5 separate regions of the Mus musculus genome follow, and regions 2, 3, 4 and 5 are each linked to region 1. A link is a loop called in an ENCODE intact Hi-C map of the cell type or tissue named here. Cell type or tissue: left cerebral cortex. All regions are shown on one strand.

Region 1 (5,000 bases):
CTTATTCCCTGACCTCTACCCCTCAGGAGCAGATAAACCTCTGTCTTGGTCTTGGGGGGGTTGGGCTGATACAGTTTCACCGCCTGCACCTGAAGATCCTTTCCCGGTGTATTTACATATTTTAAATAATTTTCCTCTCCTCCTTCTCCCTCTCCGACACTAACGTCTCTAGGCTGTTTGTTCCAGAACTTGAATTCACCCTTTAGAGAATAGATTATTGTCAGGTTATTGTCAAAAGATTGTGAGGACTTGGTGGAGAAATGCCAAGGCCTTAGAGGGTTTTGTTGCCATCACAAAGCACCCAACAGAAGCATACCAAGGGAGTGAAAATTTATTTTGGTTCATGGTTTTATATGAGGCAAAGGCATGGTGGTGTTTCTGGTGTCAAGAATGTGCAGTAAAGCTGGGTGGTGGTGGCACACGCCTTTAATCCCAGCACTTGGGAGGCAGAGGCAGGCAGATTTCTGAGTTCAAGGCCAGCCTGGTCTACAAAGTGAGTTCCAGGATAGCCAGGGATACACAGAGAAACCCTGTCTTGAAAACAAACAGACAAACAAAAAGATTGCGCGGTAAGCTCTGAGCATGGTGCCATATGCCTTTAATACCAGTACTGTGGCCAGCCTGATCTACAAAGCTAGTTCCAGCACGGCCTGGGCTACGTAAAGAAATCCTGTCTCAAACAAACTCCAAAGTTTCCTCTAATCATTTGTTGTGTGATGCTATTCACAAGGAGACATGAACAAAAACCTATTCATCTCAGATGTGTGACGAATGACAGATGAAAATACCACAACTCCATCTTGGGGACCCAATAAATTGTAATGGGTTTACCAACAGGATATGGGTAAGGGGTTACTTACAGGAGCAGGAATGACTCCAAGACAACCTTACCACCAAAGCCCACCCCAACATGGGTGCCAGGTCATAAAAGCTGGAAACCTGGAGTGCACTACACAGCCTAGCAGCATCTTAATAGGATGGAGCATGTCTTTCCCAGCTACCTTGGCAGCCGTGAGAGTCTCTCAACAGTTCCTACTGCTTATTTATATGTTTGGGGCTCCGTTTCAGGGACTTCCTGAAGTCTTCTGAGTTGTTTACTTCCTGAGCTAACCAAGTTTCCTTACAGGTCAGAGCATCTTACCTCCCTTTAGAATATCTGTTGTTTCATGACCCATTTAACATTCTGTGACTTAAGGAGCTTCTCTTCATTGTGTTGGAACCCCTGCTCACAATCCCCCCACACCCCACCTTGTCATCCCTTGCTTCCTTGTTTCCTGAAACCTACCCAAGAATGCCTGCCCAGGGGCTCAGCTTTTGACCATATATGGGTACAATCCCAGCTCCTAGCTGACACATTATCACCTGATGCCTAAGATCTATAAAACCCCCTTGCCTTAATCAAGTTGTGTAATTTCCTTGGGAATATTGCTTAGGACCAGTGAACCCACCTGGAAGAAACCTGTCTAATAAACCTGCTTTTATTCATTTTAATCTGGCCTAATCTGGCTCATATTGCTTTAGTGGAAAACATGTTACTCTCCAAAATAGAAGTTTTTAATTTTTTTAATTTACTTATTTTATGTGTAAAATAGTGTTTTGCTTTCATGTTTGTATGTGTATATATAACAGGTGGGTGTATGGTGCTCACAGAGGCCAGCAGAGTGCATCAGATGACAAAACCAGAGTTACCGATGCTTATAAGCTGTCCTGTGAACTAAGCCTGAGTCCTCTGCAAGAGCAGGAAGTACTCAGAACCACTGAACCATCTCTTCAGCCCCAAAAGGTAGAAGACTTTAACTTCAGAGGAAACTACTACACAACAGATCTAGACAAACTCTTAACTCTTTTGTTTTTGTTTTGTTTTGTTGGTTTTTCGAGACAGGGTTTCTCTGTGTAGCCCTGGCTGTCCTGGAATTCACTTTGTAAACCAGGCTGGCCTCGAATTCAGAAATCTGCCTGCCTCTGCCTCCCAAGTGCTGGGATTAAAGATGTGTGCCACCACGCCCGGCTTCTTTAACATGGTTTAAACTAAACCTGCCATCCTAGAAGGAATCCATTATTTAATTACATATGACATTGTTCAATAACAAATTCCCCAAATTAAAAAAAAAACAAAAAACAAAAAACTACATTTCTTTAGTCATAGTTTGTGTGTGCAAGTGCATATATGTCCATGTACAGGCACGGCATGTGTGCACTTTCATGACACATATGTGCTGGTCAGAGGAAGGCTTGTAGAAGTCGGTGCTTCTTTCACTCGCGTGTCCTGGGGATTACATCAGCTTGTAATACTTGTCAGTTCCTGCTGCCCATAGAGCCATCTTGCCAGCCCAAAGTCTGAAACGTCAACAGGCAGCCCTGGAAGCTAAACAAGGACCACTCTGTTAGCTTCCTCTGTTACCTGGACCAGCTAGATTACACAATTTATATAATCCTTCCTGCTAACTCTGTACTGGTGTCTCCAGTGAAAACAGTGTGGGTTTAATGCCATTGAAGCTTCCAGAAGGTCTGGGAGGTAGGCTTGAGTCACCTCCCAGGATCATCCAAGGCCAGACAACCTTCTATTGAGAATAATGAGGTCTCTCCAAGCTAGGCTCTGGACATCTTCCCAAGACCACTCCCTGAGAGGAGCCTTGAAGAGGTATCCTATGAATGATCCCATACCGCCATCTAGTGGTTCATGTGTGTATGTGCTTCTTAGGAGCAGAGCCAGAATCGTTACAGCGGCTTTCTAACCCGTGTCCAGCATTGTGTTAGGCTCCAAGGACACGCTCCAAGGAGGATAACTGACACACGCAGTCCTTACAACAACCGAGATTTGGATCACATCCAAGTCGCATTTTTGTTTTGTTTTGTTTTGTTGTCTTGAGACAGGGTTTCTCTGTGTGGCCCTGGCAGTCCTAGAATTCACTCTGCAGACCAGAGCTGCCCTAGAACTCAGAGATCTGCCTGCTTCTGCCTCCCAAGTGCTGGAATTAAGGGTGTGGGCCACCATCGCCAAATGGATCACGTTTCAAGGACGAAGACACCAAAGTCTGGAAAGGCCACATTGCTAGAAAGGGGGTGTACTAGGATTTGAGTCCAAATCCACTGGATGCTGGGGGTGATGTCAGCGAAGAGGAGTCGTCCAGGGTCAAGACTTGGGAAAGGACAAATGTAAATAATAAATCCAGTTTTTCTGCTCCAGCCCCTGCTCCCGGAAAAACGACTCTGAGACTGTTTGTTAATAAATGCCTTGGCCATAAGCCTCGACTTTTTCTCTGATTTATTATTATCCCTTTTATTCTAACCCAGGTTCAGCCTCATGGCTGGTTTCCTCTGTGTTCCTGGGGCAGATCTTCCCTTTTTTTTAACCTGAATTCCGCTCGCTGCTGGTTAGTGACCTCTCCTCAGTCCTGGCCCATTTCTTCCTCAACATCTGGCTGCAGAATCCTTCCAATCCCTCTGACTATTTCCCAGAATTCTCTCTGTCCCTGCCTGTGTCCCGCCGCTTAGTTGCTGCTTCTGCTCTTTGCCCATAAGCCTTTTTGATTGACAGGTGTTGCTTAGAAGAGATTCTCTCGACTGACAAATGAGAAAGACCAGAGCATGTTGAGTTTCTCTGTCTAATGAGATTGAAGACTTTGTCAGCAAGCACTGTGCCAGTTGTGAGCAAAAGGGATTATACTGAAGTGTAGGAAGTAGTTGTTGCCTCTGTATAGCTTATCTCGGTGGGAGGGTGGGACAAGAAGGCATAACATGTGAGAGGGGTAGAAATTTGATTTTTTGTTTGTTTGTTTGTTTTTCGAGACAGGGTTTCTCTGTGTAGCCCTGGCTGTCCTGGAACTCACTCTGTAGAGCAGGCTGGCCTCGACCTCAGAAATCCTCCTGCCTCTGCCTCCCAAGTGCTGGGATTAAAGACCTGCGCCACCATAGCCTGGTTAGAAATTTGATTTTTAAAGTTTATTTTACTTTACATAAGAGTTTTTGCCTATATGCATATATGTACAGTACATGTGTACCTGTTGGCTTCCTTGGAACTGGGTGTAACAGGGCCCCAGACATTAGTAGGCCCTAAGACCCTAGCACAGCTGACTCCATGATGGAAGTGCCATTCAGGCTGTTAGACAGGTCGCCTGCTAAAACAAAAACAAAGGCCTAATCCATCAAAGCCCTTAGCTCTGGGAAATCTTCTAATGGACCAACCTTGTGGTTTTGGCTTCTATAGTTTAGCTTCTGGCTAACTGTTCTTGTTAACTGAAGGATGTCAACCCAGGGTGCTGTCTTTATGTTTAAAAGCTCACCCTGAGAAATGCTTGGGGCAACCCTGGGATCCTGAACTGTGTAATTATTGGCTGGGTAATAAAGACTTTCTATCAGCTTAAACCTATGTTGGAACAGTCTTCTCTTGCTGAACAGCCCACAACACAGGCTTGTGGATGGTTCTGAGCCATCATTTGGGTGCTGGAAATCAAATCCAGGTCCTTTGTCAGAGCAATAAGTGACCTTAACCACTAAACCATTTCTCCAGACCCAGAAACTTGATTTTAATTTTAATGGACAACTTCAAGCTCATATGAGAGTTCTAGCCTTTCCTAGTTTTATGGCCTTGGGAAGAGATTGGTGTCTCTAAATATTAAACATCTTAGTTTATTCTTAGATTTCTTGTTTAATAAGTTACCCTGTGGGCTGGTGAGATGGCTCAGCGGGTAAGAGCACCAACTGTTCTTCCACAGGTCCTGAGTTCAAATTCCAGCAACCACATGGTGGCTCACAACCACCCATAATGAGATCTGACGCCCTCTTCTGGTGCATCTGAAGACAGCTACAGTGTACTTATTTATAATAATAAATAAATAAAAATGAAAAAAAAAGTTACCCTGCTGTGAACACATCATTATTACATGGGCAAACAAAACAAAACAAGCCACCTTTTCAAAACGGTGTGTCTCATTATGTTTCTGCCTGGCCTGGAACTTGCTGTGGAGACCAGACTGACTTCAGACTCGGAGATCTGTCTG
Region 2 (5,000 bases), 250 kb before region 1:
GTCAGGGCGAAACACTGTCTCAAAACAAATACAGTGGGAAAGCAATTGAAAAACGACATCCAATGTCAGTCCCTGGCCTCGTACTCACCCGGGCACGTGCACCCTCATATAAGCATGCGCATGCATGCACATGCACACACACTATATTGAAATAGTTTTCAGATTTATTTAATGAAGTGTGTACAGTGTCTCTTGGGTAGGGTGACACCATTTAGGTTTTTTGGGGGGAAAAAGAGTTAAAGTGGGTTGCTACTATATAACCGTAGATGGCTAGAACTTCCTATCAAGTTCAGTTTGCCTTATAATTATAGATTCTCCTGCCTCTGCCTACACCTTCCCAGTGCTGGGATTAAAGGCAGATGTCACCATACCTGGCATAGCAGGTTGGCTTTTCTGACACAGGACTTCTTGTAGCCTAGGTTAGCCTCTAATTTGCTGTGTAACCAAGGATGCCCTTGAGCATCTAATTGCTTCTACCTCCCAAAAACTGGGGTTACAGACCCCGTGCCCAGGTATGAGGTCCTAGGGGTCAAGCCCAGCACTTTGAACATGCTAGGCAAGCGCCTGCCAGCTGAGCTATGTTTCCAGCCCTTTAGCTTTATCTTTGAGACAGCGTCTCACCCCTGGCTAGCTTATATTTAGTGCTTTATTTTTTATTGTGTTTTTCATTCTAGTATCTTCCTGCACTTGGCTACTCAAAACGGGTCCACCTGATGAATCCCATGGTCCCTGGGTTAACTGGGAGCAAAATGAGCTCGTCAGAAGAGGTAAATTGCTAACCATTTCTTTACACTTTTCATTTATTTATTTTGTGTGTGTCTGTATGTGTGTATGCGTGCATGCCTGTGTGCCTGCATCTATAAGTTCTTTTCCCAGTGAGGCACTTCACCAGGCCAAAGATGGTGCTGCTCCCTTCCCATTCATTTGGTCTTGGGCATTGAACTGGAGGCCTCTCCCGTGTGAGGCAAGCATACATCCACAGCTGCATCCTCAGACATTGACCTGTGTGTATGTGTGGATCCACACCTGCGGTGGCCCATGTGTCTAGGTCAAAGGACTACTTAGGGAAGCTGGTTCTCTGCCATGAGGGGACCAGGGATTGAACTCAAGGCATCAGGCACTTGGACCCACTGAGCCATCTTGCTGGCCCCTCCACACACACAACTGTTTCTTGAATCTAGAAGACGCCAGCAAAAGATGGATTGAAGACTGCAAAGAACAGTAACCTAGCCAGCTGGAGAGTCCAAATGGCTGTGCTGTAAGGATGACCTTATGTCACTCAGCACATCAGCAGCCAGGCAGCAGCCATCTTGTCACCGGTGCTGCTGCTGACCAGAACGAGCGCATTTCTTTCTTCCTGGGGCTGTGATAAAGTTCGGCCCTACTGTGCTGGGCTTGGTGATACTGTACTCTCAGCACTCTGGAGACTGGGGCAGGGATATGGACACTATAAGTCAGCCTTGGTGGCACCTTTACCTGCTTAGCCATCTCACCAGTCCTGGCTTCAAACTGTTAATGAGTGTTGTGCCACCTCACATAACTAAAATCTTTATTTAAAAATTTTGTGTTCGGGATTTAGCTCAGTGGTAGAGCGCTTACCTAGCAAGCGCAAGGCCCTGGGTTCGGTCCTCAACTCTGGGGAAAAATAAATAAATAAATTTTGTTTTGCTGAGCAGTGGTAGCACACACTACACACTTGGGGGGTAGAGCAGATCTCTGAGTTTAGGCCAGCCTGGTCTACAGAGTGAGTTCCAGGACAGCCAGGGCTGCACAGAGAAACCCTGTCTCAAACAAACAAACAAATAAACACCATTTTAAGAATTTATATGAAACTAAAGAGATAGTTCAGTGGTTAGGAGCACACATTCTTGTAGAGGACCCAGGTTCAGTTCCCAGCACCGACAACAGGTGGCTCAAGACCACTTGCCATTCCAGTTTCAGGGGAGCCACCATCTTCTGGTCCTATAGTCCCCTGCATACATGTGTACACATACATACACTCAGGATGGGTGGGTGGGTGGGTGGGTAGGTAGGACATACACATAGTTTAGTTGGTAGTGTGCTCACCCAGCATGCATGAAGCCCTGGGATTAACTCAGCACTGCATGAAGCAGGCCTAACAGTACCTACCTGCATGTCTAACACTGGAGAGGTAAAGACGGGAAGATCAGTTCACGAACATCCGTAGCAGGTTTGACATCAATCTGGGTTACGTGCAGTCCTAGCTCAAAAGAAGAGAAAAGGTGTATAATCCATCAAGGAAAAAATGGATAGATTAGACTTCATTAAAGTAAACTTTTAAAAATTATATACTGTGTGTGTTAATATTAGTTGAGTGTGTTCTCATTTTCTACCACAAGAGGTCTCTTCCCTCCTGACTTCTAGGAGTCCAAAATCGACCTCCTTGATCGGAAGGAGGACGTGAAGAAAAAGCTGAAGAAGGCCTTCTGTGAGCCCGGCAATGTGGAGAACAACGGGGTTCTGTCCTTCATCAAGCATGTCCTCTTTCCCCTCAAGTCTGGTAAGAGTCTCCCCCCACGTGGTGCTTAGGGGCGGGGCTCAAAGATCCAGGTCCTGCTGTGACTGTACTTAAAATTGTCATAGGTTCTTCCTGCAGGGACTGGCTGCCCTGGTTTCATATACAAAATGTGTGCTGTGAGACTGGGCTGTCCCTTAGTTGTGTTCACTACCAGGTGGAGTTTTAGAGGGTTGTCAGGCTGAAGAGGTGAATCCAAAATGAGACTAGAGGCAGACGTGTCAAACTAGAATACAAAAGAGTTCTAAGCAATGATTTTTTTTTTTTTTTTTTTTTTTTTTTTTTTGGCTTTTCGAGACAGGGTTTCTCTGTATAGCCCTGGCTGTCCTGGAACTCACTTTGTAGACCAGGCTGGCCTCGAACTCAGAAATCTGCCTGCCTCTGCCTCCCAAGTGCTGGGATTAAAGGCGTGCGCCACCACGCCCAGCTCCTAAGCAATGATTTTTGATGGATACACAGTGTGGCTGCTTATCTATTAGAGAACAAAAACACTCAGCTGAGAGGCCATGTTTAACATGCATCAGCCTAGGGCTAGTCCTAGCACCAAGAAATAAAAAGTCAAACGCCAGGGCTGGTGAGGTGACTCACCTGGTAAAAGTAAAAGGCATTAAATACCACACACACACACTTCTGCATTGGGTTGAGGAGTTACAACAGGCAGTTCCTGACTTGTTTGTTGCTATGTTGTAGAGTTTGTGATCCTGAGAGATGAGAAGTGGGGTGGAAACAAGACCTACACCGTTTACCTAGAGCTGGAGAAGGACTTCGCTGCTGAGGTAATGCTAGAGAAAGATGAAGACCTCTGGAGTCCGGTAGCTCTCTCCCTCTCGGCTGCCAGCCTGTGTGAACATACAGCTCTGTCTTGGTAGCCACGGAGGCTGTGTTTTGTTAATGACTTAGATGCAGAATCGAGTACTTTATTAAGTAGATGGGCGAAGAGCACACAGCTAAGTTACTGATCCGCAGTCCTCTCCAAGGGGCGATGCAATAAAGAGTGCTTCTCCGTGGCCACGCTCAGGATAGACTCACACCCAGACATGTTCATACACATAATATTTTAAAAGAAGTCTTTGAAAACAGAAGTAGTCACGTTTAGCCAGAATGTCAGTATATATTCTGTCTTGGGGTATAAGAAGAGCTGGGCTCTCTTCTCATGGCTCCAGAGGGCTAATGCAAGACAGGATTGGGGAAGAGGAGGAGAGAGACAGCTCAGTTGTTAAGAGCACTTACTGCTCTTGCAGAGAACTGGGGTTCAGTTACCAGTACCCACATTAGGCAGCTTACACTGCCTGGGACACCACCTCAAGAGACTCCAATGCCATCTTCTTGCCTTCCAAAGGCAGTAGTGTACATGTACCAGGCACACAAATATACATGTAACTTTTAAAAATTGAAAAAGATTTATATACATATATTGGATCTTTAATAAAAGGTCTTTATGTATCCCTGGCTGCCCTGGAACTCACAGAGATCTGCCTGTGTCTACCTCCTCAGTGCTGGGATTAAAAGTGGGCACACCGACCGGGAGTGGTGGCGCACGCCTTTAACCCCAGCACTCGGGAGGCAGAGGCAGGCGGATTTCTGAGTTCGAGGCCAGCCTGGTCTACAAAGTGAGTTCCAGGACAGCAAGGGCTCCACAGAGAAACTCTGCCTCGAAAAAACAAAACAAAACAAAACAAAACAGAAGGTGGGCACCACCATGAACCACCTAAGAGAAACTTTCTAATAATCTCAGTAGTTGGTGAAGGCAGCCTGACTCCCTTGACTTTGCCATCCTTTCCCTTAGAGCTCAGGGTCAGCAGCTGGAGAGCCAGCTTGGAGACAATACTGGATGTAAGTCGGTTTGAGCAGCAGCTGGAGGAGACTAATCCCTGAGGTCTGGCATGTGGCCCATTAGGGAATGTGTCAGAAACATGGCTCTGAAATCCTTCTCTGCTGTCTGAAGCAGGCCACCGTAGCACACCCCTGGAAGCAGTTCTTTGTGGGAATGCTGAGCAGAATCAGAAGGACGCTTCTGGAAAACTCTGCAGTCGCCTTTTCCCATAGCACTTGCCATAGTAGAATTTCAGTCGAGTGTGTTCAGTATTTTTGATCTTCACTCTCTGAGACAGAAGTCACTCCCTAGTGACAAGTGGCTGTGGAGCACTTATGGCATGGATACTGCAACCAATAAACTAAATCTTAATTCACATCTGCAGAGTTGTAGGCCTAAAGCTTTTGTCCAAAATTAACTAGTCCCCAGGAAGTGAAGGAGTAGCATCAGAAACAGAAATGTCATTAATGTCACAGCGATCCTATCTAAGGCCTTCCAGGCTAGATTTAGGTCCAAAACAGTAACTGAAGGACACACAGTAAAATAGGAGTTTCTGAATCCCTGGTTGAATTACTATCCCTTATCCAAAATCCATAAAAAAAAACTGGGGGGGGGGTGGGGGGGGGGCAGATGCAGTGCACGCCTTTAATC
Region 3 (5,000 bases), 180 kb before region 1:
ACGGCCCACATCACCAGCACCCAAGCTTCAAAGGCATACATCGCAGCAGTTGCAGGCAAAAATGCTCATTCCTGGGACGTGCGTGGACTGCTCCAGGCACTGGAGTAACCTAGGAGGATGCCTTGAAGCCTTTAATAGAAGACACACATGCCCTCAAGGCCATGACTGTGTAATCAGAGGGAGTTTATATTCAGCAAGAAACCTGGAGTCAGTCAAGTCATGGTGGAGTGAGCTCGTAATCCCAGCACTCGAGAGCTACAACAGGGGGATGAGGAGTTCAGGGCCATTCTGGCCGACATAATGAGACCCAATTTGTCTCTGAGAGAGACACTGTGGAGGGGCTGGACTGGCGGTTCGGGTGGTTAAGAGCACTGATTGCTGTCCCAAAGAACCAGGATTTCATTCCTAGCACCCACATGCTGTCTCACAATCACTTATAACTCTAGACCCAAGGGATTCTACAGACTCTGAGGGCGATAGATATGCAGGTATACATGCTTACATACTCATATATAAATACATACACGCTGGGCATGGTGGCTCACGCCTTTAATCCCAGCACTTGGGAGGCAGAGGCAGGCCGATTTTTGAGTTCAAAGCCAGCCTGGTCTACACAGTGAGTTCCAGGACAGCCAGGGCTACACAGAGAAACCCTGTCTTGAAAAACCAAAATAAATACATACATACATACATACATACACACACACACACATATGCAGGCAAAGGCACTCATACATACAAAATAATTTAAAATTTTTTCAAAAGTAAGAAAACAAACAAAACACATAGGGTTGATGAATAAAGGTATTTCTGCCAAGACTGACGATCTGAGTTCGAGCCCCAGATCCAACACAACAGGAGAAAATCAGCTCCCACCAGAGCACATGAATAAATTTAGGAGGCTCAGGCTGGAGAGATGGCTCAGTGGTTGACTGCTCTTCTGAAGGTCCTGAGTTCAAATCCCAGCAACTACATGGTGGCTCACAACCACTCATAATGAGATCTGATGCCTTCTTCCGGGGTGTCTGAAGACAGCTACAGTGTACTTACATATAATAAATAAATTGGCCAGGCATGGTGGCACATGCCTTTAATCCCAGCACTTGGGAGGCAGAGGCAGGAGGATTTCTGAGTTTGAGGCCAGCCTGGTCTACAAAGTGAGTTCCAGAATAGCCAGGGCTACACAGAGAAACCCTGTCTCGAAAAACCAAAAAAAAAAAAAAAAAAAAAATCTTAAAAAAAAATTTAGGAGGCTCATGACTAATACAGACACTTGGGAGGCATAGGCAGGATGACCTTGGTGAATCTGAGGGCAGCCTGGTCTACACAGAGTTCCAGGCTAGCCAGGGGTACACAGTGAGACTTTGTCTCACAAAATAAAAAAACTACAAAAACAAAGCCAGCTGTAATGGCACACACCTTTAATCCTAGTACTCAGGAGGCAGAGGCAGTCTGATCTCTGTGAGTTTGAGGCCAGCCTGGTTTGAATAGTGAGTTCTAGGATAGCCAGAGCTGCATAGTGAAAGACTGTCTCAAAAAACCATATTTTTTTGTTTTGTTTTTTGTTTTTTTTTACAACAAAAATCTAGAGGAAGTGGATGGACTCCAGCAGGAGGCAGAGCTTCAAGTGAGGAGAATGTGGGAGTGGAAGAGGGACGAAGAAACGTACAGATCATATGTGCACTGGGAACAGAGGCACCGCCGCGGCGTCTAGAGCAGCCTACGGGACTGTCAGAAGGGACACTCCAAGAAGGACAGAAGAAACTGCTGAGTTGGGGGTCTGCCTATGGTGGCCTGCCGATGTCTGTTTTAGAACTAAGCAGCTGGGTGGGAGTCCCACAGAGTCTGAGAGAAGGTCCCTGTCACCCTCACCAGGAAACGAGATTTAACTTCAGCTTTCCACTCGGGGTCCAGGTAAGAACCGCAAAGACTGCCGGGCTGTTCTCTAGGGATCCCTGTATCCCTCCTAAGCTATAGGATTGCATTCTCCATGTTAAAGCCCAGGAAATACAGTCCCAAGAGTCCAGAGACACAGGAGGGTGAGGAGGCTGGCTTTATACTCCAGTCTCCTGAGTCTAATGCCTGGCTCTTTCCCTGGCGTCCACACCCATGGCTTTCCAGTGTTCCTTTCAAACGGGTGGAGCTATTGCTATTGTGTGTTTACTTATTTATTTATTGTGGTACTGGGGATTGGACATAGGATCTCATGTATACAGAGCTACATAGCCCTCATTAATTTCTAATCATTCGTGTGTATGTGTGTGTGTGTGTGTGTGTGTGTGTGTGTGTGTGTGTGTGTGTGTGTGTTAACACAACGTCCTATGTAACCCAAGCTGGCTTCTATCTAGCTCAGCTATGGAACTAAGGATGACCTCGAACAAGTCATCTTCCTGCCTCAACCGAATGCTGGAATTGGACGCACACTATACAGCCTCTTGCATGTTAGATAAGCACTCTGCCCACTGAGTGATATCCCAGGCCTCTTTATTACTAATTACTGCTTTGATGACCAGGCTCCTCCCTCCAGGCTATTTGCACAGTCGGTTCAGAAAAGACAAGTCCGGTGCGCCCCCGCGCGGTCACTAAAGGAAACACACGTCCTGCTGTGGCAGGCGCCTGAGTGGGAAAGGTGAGGTCTGTGTGGCGTCCCCTGTAGGCTGCGCTAGACATCGCAGGCGAGTTAATCTGTGGACGCCGCGGGTGACTCGCTCACTCACCTGGTGCCTTGTTAGACAATCAGCTGAATCATGGTACACAACAGTGGGAGCAAGGAGGACAAAGGAAAGGCAGGGAATAACATCGTCTCTTGTAAACTACGAAAAGAGGTCAGTATCCCCTCTCCCCCTTTATTTCTGAGATTTTGATTGTTTGGTTTGGTTTTTTTGAGACAGGGTTTCTCTGTGTAGCCTTGGCTGTCCTGGAACTCTCTCTGTAGACCAGGCCTTCAACTCACAGAGATCTGCCTGCCTCTACCTCTCAGGCACTGAGGCTAAAGCCGTGCACCACCCAGCTGTTTTTCCATTTAACATACACATCTAACATAGAAGCAAAACCTGAGCCAGGAATGGTGGCACACGCCTTTAATCTCAGCACTCAGGAGGCAGAGGCAGGCAGATTTCTGAGTTCGAGGCCAGCCTGGTCTACAAAGTGAGTTCCAAGGACAAAAAAGAAAGAAAAAAGGAAGCAAAACCTGACCTCGAGGGAGATTAAGTGATCTATCAAGAGAGTTGTCTGGTTGGTTGCTTTGTTTGTTTGTTTTTGTTTTTGTTTTTTTTTCGAGACAGGTTTCTCTGTATCGCCCTGGCTGTCCTGGAACTCACACTGTAGACCAGGTGGCCTCGAACTCAGAAATCTGCCTGCCTCTGCCTCCCAAGTGCTGGGATCAAAGGCTTACGCCACCACCACCCAGCTCAAGAGAGTTGTCTGTAATCTGTACAGAAATCTGCCTGTGGCCATGATACAGTTCCTGGGGAGTATGCTTGAGAGAGTCGAGTCTGTGGTTCCCGCCACCCTGACCATAAGCCTCCCGGGGTCCAGGATAATGACACCTAAGTAGAAGACAGGGGTGGGGGAGGAGGTATCGGATGCTAGGTGCTATCAATCCTGCAAGTGTGACTCTTTTTTGTTTTCTTTTGTTGTTGTTGTTTTTGGTTTTGGTTTATTTTTCGAGTGTTTTTCTTTTCTTTTTTTCTTTTCTTTTTTTTCTTTCTTTCTTTTTTTTTTTTTTTTTGTTTGTTTTTTTTTGGTTTTTCGAGACAGGGTTTCTCTGTAGAGCCCTGGCTGTCCTGGAACTCACTTTGTAGACCAGGCTGGCCTCGAACTCAGAAATCTGCCTGCCTCTGCCTCCCGAGTGCTGGGATTAAAGGCGTGCGCCACCACACCCGGCTGTGTTTTCTTTTTCTAATAATTAATTTGTTTTTATTTTATGCGCATTGGTGTTTCATCTGCATGTATATCTGTGTGAGGGTGTCAGGTTCCCTGGAACTGGAGTTGCAGTGGTGAGCTACCATGTGGGTGCTGGGAATTGAACCTGGGACCTCTGGAAGAGCAAGCAAGCAGTGCTCTTAACCATTGAGCCATCTCTCCAGCCTCCAAACTTATTTTCTTATGGACAAAGGGACTTCGGCAGGCTTCACCGGTCAGGAGAGTTCTGAGGATTCGCTGTAATGATGCAGGTAAAGTGTCTACTTTGCATCCGGCATGGAGTATTGCTTAATTGTTTATCTGCATGCTGTGCACTGCTGGGGCTTGAACCCACACATGCTGGGTAAGCGCTCTGCCTGTTAGGCAAAGGCTGTGCACAGACTTACTCCTCCAGCTCCAACCACTGTTTTATTGAAAAGCTGCAGGCTAGGGATGCAACTATGAACTAATATAAGTACTGTTCTTGGTACCTGTAATGCCTGCACTTAGACGACTGAAGCAGGGGATCTCAAGTTCAAGGACAGCATGAGTTACTTAATAGGACTAGAAACATTTTAAAGTATCTATCTAACTATCTATCATCTATCTATCTATCATCTATCTATCTATCTATCTATCTATCTATCTATCTATCTATCTATCTACACAGGGATCCTCTGTGTAACCCTGGCTATGCTGGACTTCCCTCTGTAGACCAGGCTGGCTTTGAACTCACAGAGATATGCCTGCTCCTGCCTCTAGAGTACAGGGATTATTAAAGGCAGGCACCGACACTGTCCAGCTATAAAAATATGGGTTTTGTTTGTTTGTTTGCTTGAAAGATTTGTTTATTTTATGTGAGTATATTGTCACTGTCTTCAGATAAACCAGAAGAGGGCATCAGATGGTGAGCCACCATGTGGATGCTGGGAATTGAACTCAGAATCTGTGGAAGAGCAATAAGTGCTATTAACCACCTGAGCCATCTCACCAGCCCCAAAAATATGTTTTTAAAAAAGAAAAATTAGAGAATGTGCTTAGCATCTAAGAAGACTGGGTTCCATTTTCAGCTTGAAAGAAAAAAAAGAAAGAAAGAT
Region 4 (5,000 bases), 330 kb before region 1:
GGAAATCCCAGCAGGCTTGTGCAGCAAGCAATTTACCTACCAAGTTGTCTGATTAGCCAGAGTCATGATCCTGCAGATGTCATGGTTTGTGCTGTAACTGCAGCACTCGAGCGGAAGAGGCGGGAGAAGCAGGAGCTCAAAATTCTCCTTGGCTGTGTAGTAAGTTCGAGCCTAAGCTGAACCATGTGAGACCTTGACTCAAATAACAGTTAAGATAGTGACTGGGGAGAGGGAGGGACAGTTCAGTAAAGGAATGCTTGACTAGTAAGCATGAGATCCTAGGTTCAAACTCCAGTATGGTGTGTGTGTGTGTGTGTGTGTGTGTATGTGTGTATATGTGTGTATATGTGTGTATATGTGTGTGTGTGTGTGTGTATGTATATGTGTGTGTATGTGTGTGTGTATATGTGTGTGTATGTGTATATGTATATGTGTGTGTATGTGTGTGTGTAAACATCCATCAAGCTTTTTTTTGTTTTTTTTTTTTTTTGTTTTTTGTTTTTGTTTTTCGAGACAGGGTTTCTCTGTGTAGCCCTGGCTGTCCCAGAACTCACTCTGTAGACCAGGCTGGCCTCGAACTCAGAAATCCGCCTGCCTCTGCCTCCCGAGTGCTGGGATTAAAGGCGTGCGCCATCATGCCCGGCTCTTCTTTTTCTTTAAAAGTCAAGATTTTGAAGAGAAAATGTCTCCTGAACTACATTCTGCCTCCCACCCAGCAGCCCTGCCTTGGGGCCTGGCTAAAGCCGGGTGCTGTCTCCAGAAAGGATGGCTCTAATGTGACCGTCTTCCTGGCCAACTCCCCATTTAAAATCCCCAACTGCCTCTATGGCTGACTCTGTGGAGAGAGCAGACACAGGCTCACCACTGAGCAGCTGCGCCTCCCAGGGCCTCGGCTCTCTGAGGAATATTCCCTTTCTATAGCCATGAGGCCCCTGCAAGACACTGGAGCGTGTGTGTGTAAGAGAGAGAGAACAAGAGAGAGAGAGAGAAGGGGCTGCTGGGTGACAGAAGTGTCACCATTGGCCTAGGAATGACCACAAAGGCGAGAAGATGGTGTCTCAGACAGGGGAGGGTGCACACTCCTCTTCTGGACTTGTTTCTGCAGCTACCTGCTAAGTTCTCCCATTTTATAAAAGTGGAAACTGAGGCACAAACAGGTCAAGTTCTCAGCCTGAGCCTTGCTTGAAGTCAGAGTAAGATCCAAGATGAGCCCTAGTTAGTTCTGCCTCTGGGAGCCAGTGAGCCAGATTACCTTAAAGGAATGAGGGTCCCCCAGGGGTTCCAGAGGTACCCAGAGCCCCAGACCCCTGACTCAGGAATCTCCCAAGCTGTGTCTCTTCCTGGGAAAACCCAGCCAGATCTCAATTCTAGCACCTCGAGTTCTCTGGAGGCAGGCCTGGGATTGCCTCCTTGTTTCCATAGTAACAGGGAACAGAGAGCCTCCTGCAGCAGTGTGGGGATACCACAGACACCAGTACCTGCAGGTCCACACGTGCCCCGGGAAGCCTTGGGATGGGACAGCCTCTCGCTAAGTCCATACTCTCACATGCCTTTGCACCGCATGCATCTCCAGGGCTGCGAATGCACACTCCACCAGAAATACACAGATACTCTTACACATGCAAATACGTGCACCGGTGACCCAGACCTTGGCTCTCCCATCCACAGATGGGACCAGATGATCATCCTGCAGGATGTGACCCACTCCCACAACCACCCAGTCCACCCCAGTGCAGAAAAGGGTTGGGGAAGGAGAAGATTCCATTTACAGCACCCACTGCCACACAGTTAACTGATCACGTGTTGGGGATTGCATGTGGCATCTCCTTCAGTTCTCACAACACCACGGGATAAGAACCAGATAAGGAAACAGACTCCACGAGGCAGGGTAATTTGCCTGTGGTCACACAGTGAGGGTGGATTGTATCACGGTTTAAGCGTAGGACTGTTGGGCTGCAAGCATCTGAATTCTTTCCCTCATCAGAAGACACCCCCCACCAATGTCAGAGCCAGGAGCACTAAACACACACACACACACACACACACACACACACACACACACACACGGGTTGGGGGGGGGGGTGCTTCCCAATCCAAACAGCAGGAATAATGAGCTTTTTTGTTCCCAGTCAACTCTGGCTTGTGTGGTGTTTGGCTGTCCCCGGAATGAAGGCGTGTGGGAGGCCAGGTTATCCTAGGGGCTCTCCTTCCGTGGAGTTCTGCCGAGTCAGCTGAAAGGAATTGAAACTGCAAGCAAGCACAAGACCTGTGAAGCCACCGGGGTCACCAGGCAGTTCCCAGTTACTGTTCGTTCCCTCGTTAGGAAATTCAAGATGATGCCTGAATCCCTGCCTTTATCTTAATAACTACCACATGGTGGTTACAAATAGAAGGCATCTTCAGGTGACATAACTGGGGCTAGGGTGTGGCTCCGTGGCAGAGCACCTGATGGTGTTAAGAGCTTGGGTTCAATTCCCAGCCATACAAATAACAACAGCAAGCTTGCAAGAGGTGGGGCATCTGCCTGTAACCTCGGCACTTATAAGGTAGGGGCAGGAGGATCTGGAATTCAAAGCCAGCTACATACAAGCCTGTCTCAAAATATCGATAAATAATGATAACAAAATGATGACCCGTGTGCCCCAAGGGCCACTACTACTAACACTTGGATAGCTTCCACACCACCTTTAACTCACACCGAATCCTCACAAAACTGCCTGAGGCAGACATTATGGAAGGGGCCCTCTGATAGACGAGAAAACTGAGGCTTGATGACTTATTCACAAGGCCCTTCCTGGTGCTAGTGGCTGAGCCTTTAATGGGTTCCCTGAGAACTGCCATTCTGGGTGGTGGTCGCCAGCTTCATCTGGGTCTCTAGGGTCTTCCTGTTTTTAGAAAAAGTGTGGATTCACTATGGCCGGAGTGGGCGCCCTCTGCTGGTCATATTCTGGCTCTGCAGGGCCATCTTCCAGGGGGTGGGGGAAGCCCTCAGAATAGGCCATGTGAGAGGTGGGGGTTTTCTGGAGCCTCGGATCTTCACTCTGTGTGGCGCTACTTGGTCCGTGAAAACAGTTGAGGTGAACTAGACAGGCTCAGCTGAGGAGTGAGCCGAAGTGTACTGTGCTCCCCAGCCCTGTTGGGAACAAGGCCTTATCCCTGAACCTCCACTCCAGTTCTGCAGGACCCCTTATGAGAGGACCTCGGGTCCACACTCTTGGGATATCCGGATGACTGTGGGGTGTGGCTGAGAAACTGTATCCAGAGGTAACGCTAGAGTTGAGGTTTGAGGCACAGAGCCCTGGGCTCAGATTGAGGTTGAGGCTTTGTGAGCCCTGGGCAAGATGGCCTATGTTCCAGTCCCAGAGCACTGTGAAATGGCAGGAATGAAGATCTGAGGAGATCGGAGGATTCCTTCACCTAATTACAAGCCTCCTCCTTCTCCTCCTCTGCCTCCTCCCCTCCCCCCACCCCCGCCCCCGGCTTCCTCTCTTCCTCCCTCCTCTTCACCCCGACTGTCAGATCCCATTCTGTGGCGTAGGTACTTATTACCATCCTCCTCTAAAAGACCACAGCAGTGGCTCAAAGAGGTGGAGTTACCGGCCCAGCATCACCCAACCAGGTGGGCTGGGACAGCGGAGCCCCGCCCAGCTTCCTGTCCTTCCTCCCCACCCCTCTCCTCACGTCTCCTTTGAGTTCTACACACTGGCTCCTCCTACAAAAATAAAAAAGTCTCAGCTGCTTCTTTTGTCCCTGTTAGTTCGGCCACCTCTCGGATCCAAGGTGGTCATTTCTGGCTCTGCTACCGCACCAGCCTCCTTGGCTCTTCACAGGTCACCTGGTCCCGACCCTGTTTTCTGCGGTCCCGCCTGCCGGCCCTGTGAGCCTTTTAAAATACAACGTGAGTCTTTTAACCTGTAAATCCATCACACCACAGCTGGACTTTGCGAGGCTTCCTGTAGCTAGTGAGCCAGTGAAACCTTTCTCCCACACTCTGCCCCACCTCCCGCTGCCCCCATTTCCTCTCACTTTGCAAGTAAGGCTCCTTTCGATCCTTCTGGCTTCTTTTCGTCTCCTGAATAGGCCAAGCACACCGCTGTCCCAGGACCTTTGCACTAGCTGTCCCCACTGCTGGGACGCTACTGTGGTTTGATATACCCGCCTCCCTCCAGTCTTTGCTCTCAGCTTAGATGCCACCCTTAAACCACGTTAGCTAAACTTACCTTCTCAGCCACCTTAACCATATCATCTCAGCCCCTGTCAGCCTCGGAAGATACACGGATGTATGAGTTTGACATTGAGTCTCATGAACCCAGGCTGGCCTCTAACTCATTATGTACCCAAGGATGACCTTAACTCCCAAACCTTGTGCCTCTACCTCCCTAGTGCTGACATCATAGGAGTTGACAATCACATCCAATTTATATAGTGCTGAGGATTGAGGCCAAGGTCTCTTGGGTGCTGGGCAGACACTCTACCAACTGAGCCACACGTGTAGCCCAGCCTTGGAAGATGTATGTATGTGTGTGCCTCTGTATGTGTGTGTGTGTTTGTGTATACCTCTGTGTGTGAATATGTGTATATGTGTGCCTTGTGTATATGTGTGTGTATGGGTGTGCCTGTGTGCCTCTGTGTGTGTACTTGTGTGTGTGTGTGTACACGTGTGTGTGTGTGTGTGTGTGTACACGTGTGTGTGTGTGTGTGTGTGTGTGTGGCATGTATAGATAGATGTTTTGTTTGCCTGTATGTCTGTGCACCACGCGCTTGTCTTGTGCCTGAGGACGCTGGAGAGGGCATCGGATCTGTATCTCCCAGAACTGGAGTTACAGATGTTTGTGAGCTGCTAAGAGGTTGCTGGGAACGGAATCCGGGTCCCCTGAAAGAGCAGTCAGTGCTTTTAACGCCTGTGCCGTCTGCCCTGCCTCTCTCAGAGGTATCTAGTCATTGGTGCTCACTTAGCGTGTCTCCCTGAAACGTGAGGCCCATGGAGAGCTGGCCTTGTT
Region 5 (5,000 bases), 100 kb before region 1:
TCTTTTGTTTTTTTTTTTAATTTTATTTATTATTATAGTAAGTACACTGTAGCTATCTTCAGACACACCAGAAGAGGGAGTCAGATCTTGTTACAGATGGTTGTAAGCCACCATGTGGTTGCTGGGATTTGAACTCTGGACCTTCGGAAGAGCAGTCGGGTGCTCTTACCCACTGAGCCATCTCACCAGCCCTCTTTTGGTTTTTTTAAGATAAAGTTTCTCTGTATAACAGAGCCCTGACTCTCCTGGACTCAATTTGTAGACCAGGCTGGCCTTGAGCTCAAAGATCTACCTGCCTCTGCCTCCTGGGTGCTAGGATTAAAAACGTGTACCACCACACCCTCCTGAAATTTCATTTCTTTACTTTTTTGAGACAAGGTTCCACTGTGTAGACCAGGTTGGCCTTGAACTCAAAGTACCTGCCTCCTCCTTCTAAGTACTGGGATTAAAGGTCTGCCCCAACATGCTGCGGTTTTATTAATCCAGTCTATGCATCCAGTTAGAGAACAACCACCACCACCACCACCACCACCACCACCACCACCCAAAAAACCTGTTTTTAACCTATTTAGGGTTGAAGAGATGGCTTAGTGATTAGCAGCTCTTGCTGAGCAATCAGGGCGGGGGTTTGTATCCCAGCACCTATATAAGAAGCTGAGTGTCTGCATACCACTACCTCCAGCTCTGAGACAAGTGGAGATCTTGTCCTGGCTTACTCTGGTCCACGGGTGTCTTCCTGGCTGCTCTCTCATGGCAACCTCATGGTGAATCCTCCTGGTTCTTCCAGGTCTCTCTACACCTTTCTCTTGTCTCTTCCTCCCCTGCTTCCTCCCTCTGTCCCTCCTTTTCCCACACCCTCTCTTGACTCCCTCTCTCCTTGGTCTCCTCCTCTTTTAGTACCCCCAACTATGATCCAAAACCCTGCCCTATTTATTCTCTTCTCCTGCCCAGCTCTGTATTAGCCAATCAGAGGTGTTGGCAAACAGTTTTTACATAACATTAAGATAACCGTGCCATCATCCTGACTGCAAAGAGGGGTCTGGGGCTCATAGAAGTGAGCATCTGAAATACACAGTGCACACCCCCATCCCTAACGCCATCTCAGCCCTTAGACGGTCTTCTGTGACACTGAAATGACAGAATAGATAGATGCTCCATCGCATCCTTACTACAGCCCTTCCCCTCACGTTGTGGTTCATTACAACTTCATAACTTGTTACTTTGCTACTGTTACGAATTACAAGCGAATATTTTTGGAGATGGAGATTCGCCAAAGAGATCGAGATCCACAGGTTGAGAACAACTGCTCTAGCAGGTAAACTGGAGGGAGTTTTGTATAGACAACAAGAAAGCCTTGTTTGTAAAGAGGCGATTTCAACTGCTGGTGGCACTGTGACAGACTGCTGGTGTTCAGGCAGAAGGAACTCTGTAAAACACCATTTGGATTCCAGGCAAGCACCTCTTCATTCCCACAGGTATCCATCATTTTCCACAGACAGAGCTCCTGTCAGCCATTTTCCATTCATCCCTAGCTACAAATGAAGTTGTAATTGTAAGCTCACTGATTAAACGAGGAACTGAGGAAAAAGCACTTCGTAAAAAATACAGCATGACATAAATTTTGTTTCTGTGGTGGTGGTGGTGGTGGTGCCTGGCTGCCCTGGAACTCACTCTGTAGACCAGGCTGGCCTTGAACTCAGAGATCTGTCTGCCACTGTTCCCCAAGTTCTTAGAACTCAAGGCATGTGCCACCACTATCACCTCGCCTCATGACATAAATGTTACAAATTATTCCTTGTGTCTTGTTTTACACAGGATCTTACTGTGTAGCCTTGGCTAGGCTAAAACTCCATATGTATACCATGCTGGCCTCCAATTTACAGAGATCTTCCTGCCTCCCTTGAGTGCTGAGATTAAAAGGCATGAGTCTGGGGCTGGAGAGAGAATTGAGCACTGGTTGAGCCAGGCTCATGTCTTTAATCCCAGCGCTGGGAGGAGAGGCAGCCTGGTCTTCTGAGCAAGTTCCAGGATAGCCAAGGGTGTTACACCGAGAAACCTTGTCTCAAAAAACAAAGTGAAAACAACAACAAAACAACCAAGCACTTGATCTTGTAGAGGAGATCTGGTACAATTCCTAACACCCACCGGGTGGCTAACAACTGAAACTCCATTTCTGGGAGATCAACTGCAGTCCTCTACAGGCATGGCACACATATAGCAGTCATAAGTGCAGGCAAAGCACAAACATAAAATAAAAAATAAATCTTTAAGAGGGAAAAAGGTATGGACCACCACACAAGGTTAGGAATTATTCTTAAAAGCTGACAAGTCCCCTGCACACACGTGTGCTTTAATCCCAGCACTCCAGAGGCAGGCAGAACTTGAGTTTAGGGTAGGTCAGCCTGGCCTACATACTGTTCCAGGCCAGTGGTGCATGGTCCAGCCTCAAATTCAAAACGCAACCTTTTTCAATATTTTTATTTTGTATGGTTGTTTCTATGTGAATGAGTGTTTTGCCTGCATGTAAGTGTGCCATGCAGTACCAGTAGAGGCCACAAGAGGGCACAGGGTCCCCTAGACCCTGTGTAGCAGATGGTTGTTAGTGGCCTTGTCAGGGCTGGGCTCTGACCCAGTGTTAGCAACTGCTGAGCTATTTCTTCAGTTCCACCTCCAGGTTATTTCTTTTTAATTTTAGGGCTTTTGTTTGTTGGGCTTTCTGAGACAAGGTTTCTCCATGTAATCTCAGCCAGGCTGGCTTCAAACTCATCTGGGTGCTTCTGCCTCCCAAGTGCTGGGATTATGGTACACATCACCACACACCCGACTCCAGTTTACTTTTAAAGAGGAAAAGGGTTATATTGAAGGATCTTCATCTTCACCCGCTGACATGGCTCTTAGCAGTGTGTTTCCTGGCTACTTTTGTTATGTATGCGAGTAGTGTATGTACATGGTTGTGTGGGTGTATGGAGGCTGGGACAGTTTGCCCAGTCTTCCTCACCAACTCAGCCCTGTCGGCTCTAGGGGAGCTGGAAGCACCGCATTTTAGCTTGGCTGAATAGCCCAGACAGCTTCCAGCTCCATATGTATTCACCCTCCCACACACACTTGGCTTTGTTATGGGTTCTAGGAATTCAGACTCAGGGTTTCAAGCTTACAGAGCAAGCACTCTGCGCCATAGTTTGTGTATACACCCGTGTGTAGAAGCTCACACATGCACATCTGCATGGCGCTCAATGCTAGCTTCTCGTTCTCTCCCTCAGTTCTTGAGACAGGGTTTCTTCACTGAACCCGGGACTTACTTCTAGGGATCTGCTCATTTCCACACCCCAAGGAGCACTGGGTACATATGGAGCAGCCATGTCTGAATCCTTACATGGGTTCTGAGGACCAAAATTTGGGCCTTCTACCTGCATGGCAAGCACTGGCTTCCTCCTGAGTCATCTCTGCACCGTCACCTTGACCTTGACCTAATTGCACTGTCCCACCAATCAAGATGAGCTCATGAACATGAATTTTAAAAGAATTATCCAGTCTATGTATATGAGTACACTGTCTTCAGACACACCAGAAGAGGGCATCTGATCTCATTGCAGATGGTTGTGAGCCACCATGTGATTGCTGGGAATTGAACCCAGGACCTCTGGAAGAGCAGTCACTGCTCTTAACCACTGAGCATGTCTCCAGCCCCTACATAATTTTTTTAAAAAATATAATTTAAGAAAGATTTGTTTGTATAGGCATGGGTTTTTTGGTTTTGTTTTGTTTTTTTTTCCATTCATATGTCTGTGTACCACATACATGCAATGCCCAGAGACAAGATGAACTCGAGTCACCAACCTGGCTCCTCTGAAAGACTAGGCAGTGCTCTTAACTGCTGAGCGATCTTTCCAGCCACTTTCCAAGAATAGTATTAATTCTATGACAATTCAACTATGGCCAGGTGGTGGTGGTGCACATCTTTAATCCCAGCATGCAGGAGGCAGAGGCGGAGGCAGGAGGATCTCTGAGTTTGAGGACAGTCTAGTCTACAGAGCGAGTTCCAGAATAGCCAGGGCCACACAGGAAAAACCTGCCTCAAAAGAAGAAACAAAGCAAAACTGAGCTATGAGCTGATTCAGGCCTATTACCTCTCAGTCATAATCCTAAACCACTCAAAATAGTGGAATTGTGTTATAAGTTATTTCAGACTTACAAAAAAATGTTTGTTTTCTTTCAAGACAGGGTTTCTCTGGAGGCTGCCCTGGAACTCACTCTGTTGACCAGGCAGCCTCCAAACTCAGAGCCCTGCCTGCTTCCACCTCATAAATTTAAAGGTTATGGGTATGATATACATAATGTGATACATGTTTTGCCTACACTTCAGAGCCTGGTGCCTGTGGAGACCAGAGTAGGTATTTGATCCCATAGATACAGAGTTTGTGGAGTTACAGGAGGTTGTGAGTGCAAGGACTCAAATATTTCGTCCTTTAAAGAGTAGACAGTGAGTACTCTTACTGCTGGGGGCCTCTCTGACTCACAGACCTGAGGCTAGGTCCTGCAGATGGATGGCCAGGCTCCTGAATGCAGTCTTATAACCGTGTGCCTCAGCAGCCTGGCTGGCCATGCACTGGCGGGCAATGGCCGACCTGTTTTTATCTCGTGGAGATTCTAACTCAGAACTCCACCCAGCTTGCTAGGTTCCCACTGGCAGTTGCTACCACGCCAGCACCGTGCTTCAAATCCCCCCACAGTCTTTGTGGTGTACCTCAGGCAGACCCGGCACTTTACCACTGTACCTTTCTTGAACCCAGGCGAGCCACTACGTGAAGGAAAACACAACACAAACTCAGTTCAGAAACAATGGTAACTCAATCTCTGAGTGCAACAACTAAAACCTAATCTTGTGAGCCTTATTAAAAACTGATTCCTCTAGTGAATCCTTGCGGATCCGCCATGAAACAGGAAAACTCTAGCAGCTACATCTTACCCCTCGGCTGTCCCATTCCAAACGGGACCTAACT

What was found. Hi-C counts contacts between places; a loop is a spot of excess contacts. Peaks named below come from ENCODE experiments on the same cell type or tissue, not always from the same donor. Only the 100,000 strongest peaks of a DNase experiment are listed, where the experiment ranks them.
Region 2: it touches region 1 in a loop (4-fold over the local background); 18 of 42 quality-filtered maps call a loop at or near these places.
Region 3: a loop joins it to region 1, with 3.0 times the contacts of the local background. A loop is called at or near these places in 3 of 42 quality-filtered maps.
Region 4: it touches region 1 in a loop (2.7-fold over the local background); 15 of 42 quality-filtered maps call a loop at or near these places.
Region 5: a loop joins it to region 1, with 10 times the contacts of the local background. A loop is called at or near these places in 40 of 42 quality-filtered maps.

Annotation. Positions count from the first base shown.
Region 1 is chr4:129,452,871-129,457,870 of GRCm38, forward strand. No RefSeq gene overlaps it. Among named protein-coding and RNA genes, the nearest start is that of Bsdc1, 6.3 kb to the right of the region's middle. In left cerebral cortex, a CTCF peak has its summit at 2,679 (motif pointing left); a DNase peak (open chromatin) is centred at 2,633; H3K27ac peaks cover 421 bases.
Region 2 is chr4:129,207,267-129,212,266 of GRCm38, forward strand. Yars (tyrosyl-tRNA synthetase) reads left to right here. Exons shown (of 13, transcript NM_134151.5): 6 at 675-767; 7 at 2,386-2,521; 8 at 3,227-3,312. Among named protein-coding and RNA genes, the nearest start is that of Yars, 20 kb to the left of the region's middle. In left cerebral cortex, a CTCF peak has its summit at 2,365; no DNase peak of the experiment used is centred here.
Region 3 is chr4:129,274,066-129,279,065 of GRCm38, forward strand. Gm12976 (a long non-coding RNA gene) reads left to right here. Exons shown (of 3, transcript XR_868184.3): 2 at 1,590-2,825. Among named protein-coding and RNA genes, the nearest start is that of Sync, 11 kb to the right of the region's middle. In left cerebral cortex, CTCF peaks have their summits at 1,582 (motif pointing right) and 2,626; DNase peaks (open chromatin) are centred at 1,691 and 2,579.
Region 4 is chr4:129,127,342-129,132,341 of GRCm38, forward strand. No RefSeq gene overlaps it. Among named protein-coding and RNA genes, the nearest start is that of Fndc5, 7.2 kb to the right of the region's middle. In left cerebral cortex, a CTCF peak has its summit at 2,941 (motif pointing left); DNase peaks (open chromatin) are centred at 1,415, 1,850 and 2,963; H3K27ac peaks cover 371 bases.
Region 5 is chr4:129,348,284-129,353,283 of GRCm38, forward strand. It overlaps Zbtb8os (zinc finger and BTB domain containing 8 opposite strand), which reads left to right. Exons shown (of 7, transcript NM_025970.4): 7 at 1-1,588. Among named protein-coding and RNA genes, the nearest start is that of Zbtb8os, 15 kb to the left of the region's middle. In left cerebral cortex, a CTCF peak has its summit at 2,534 (motif pointing right); DNase peaks (open chromatin) are centred at 2,595 and 3,063.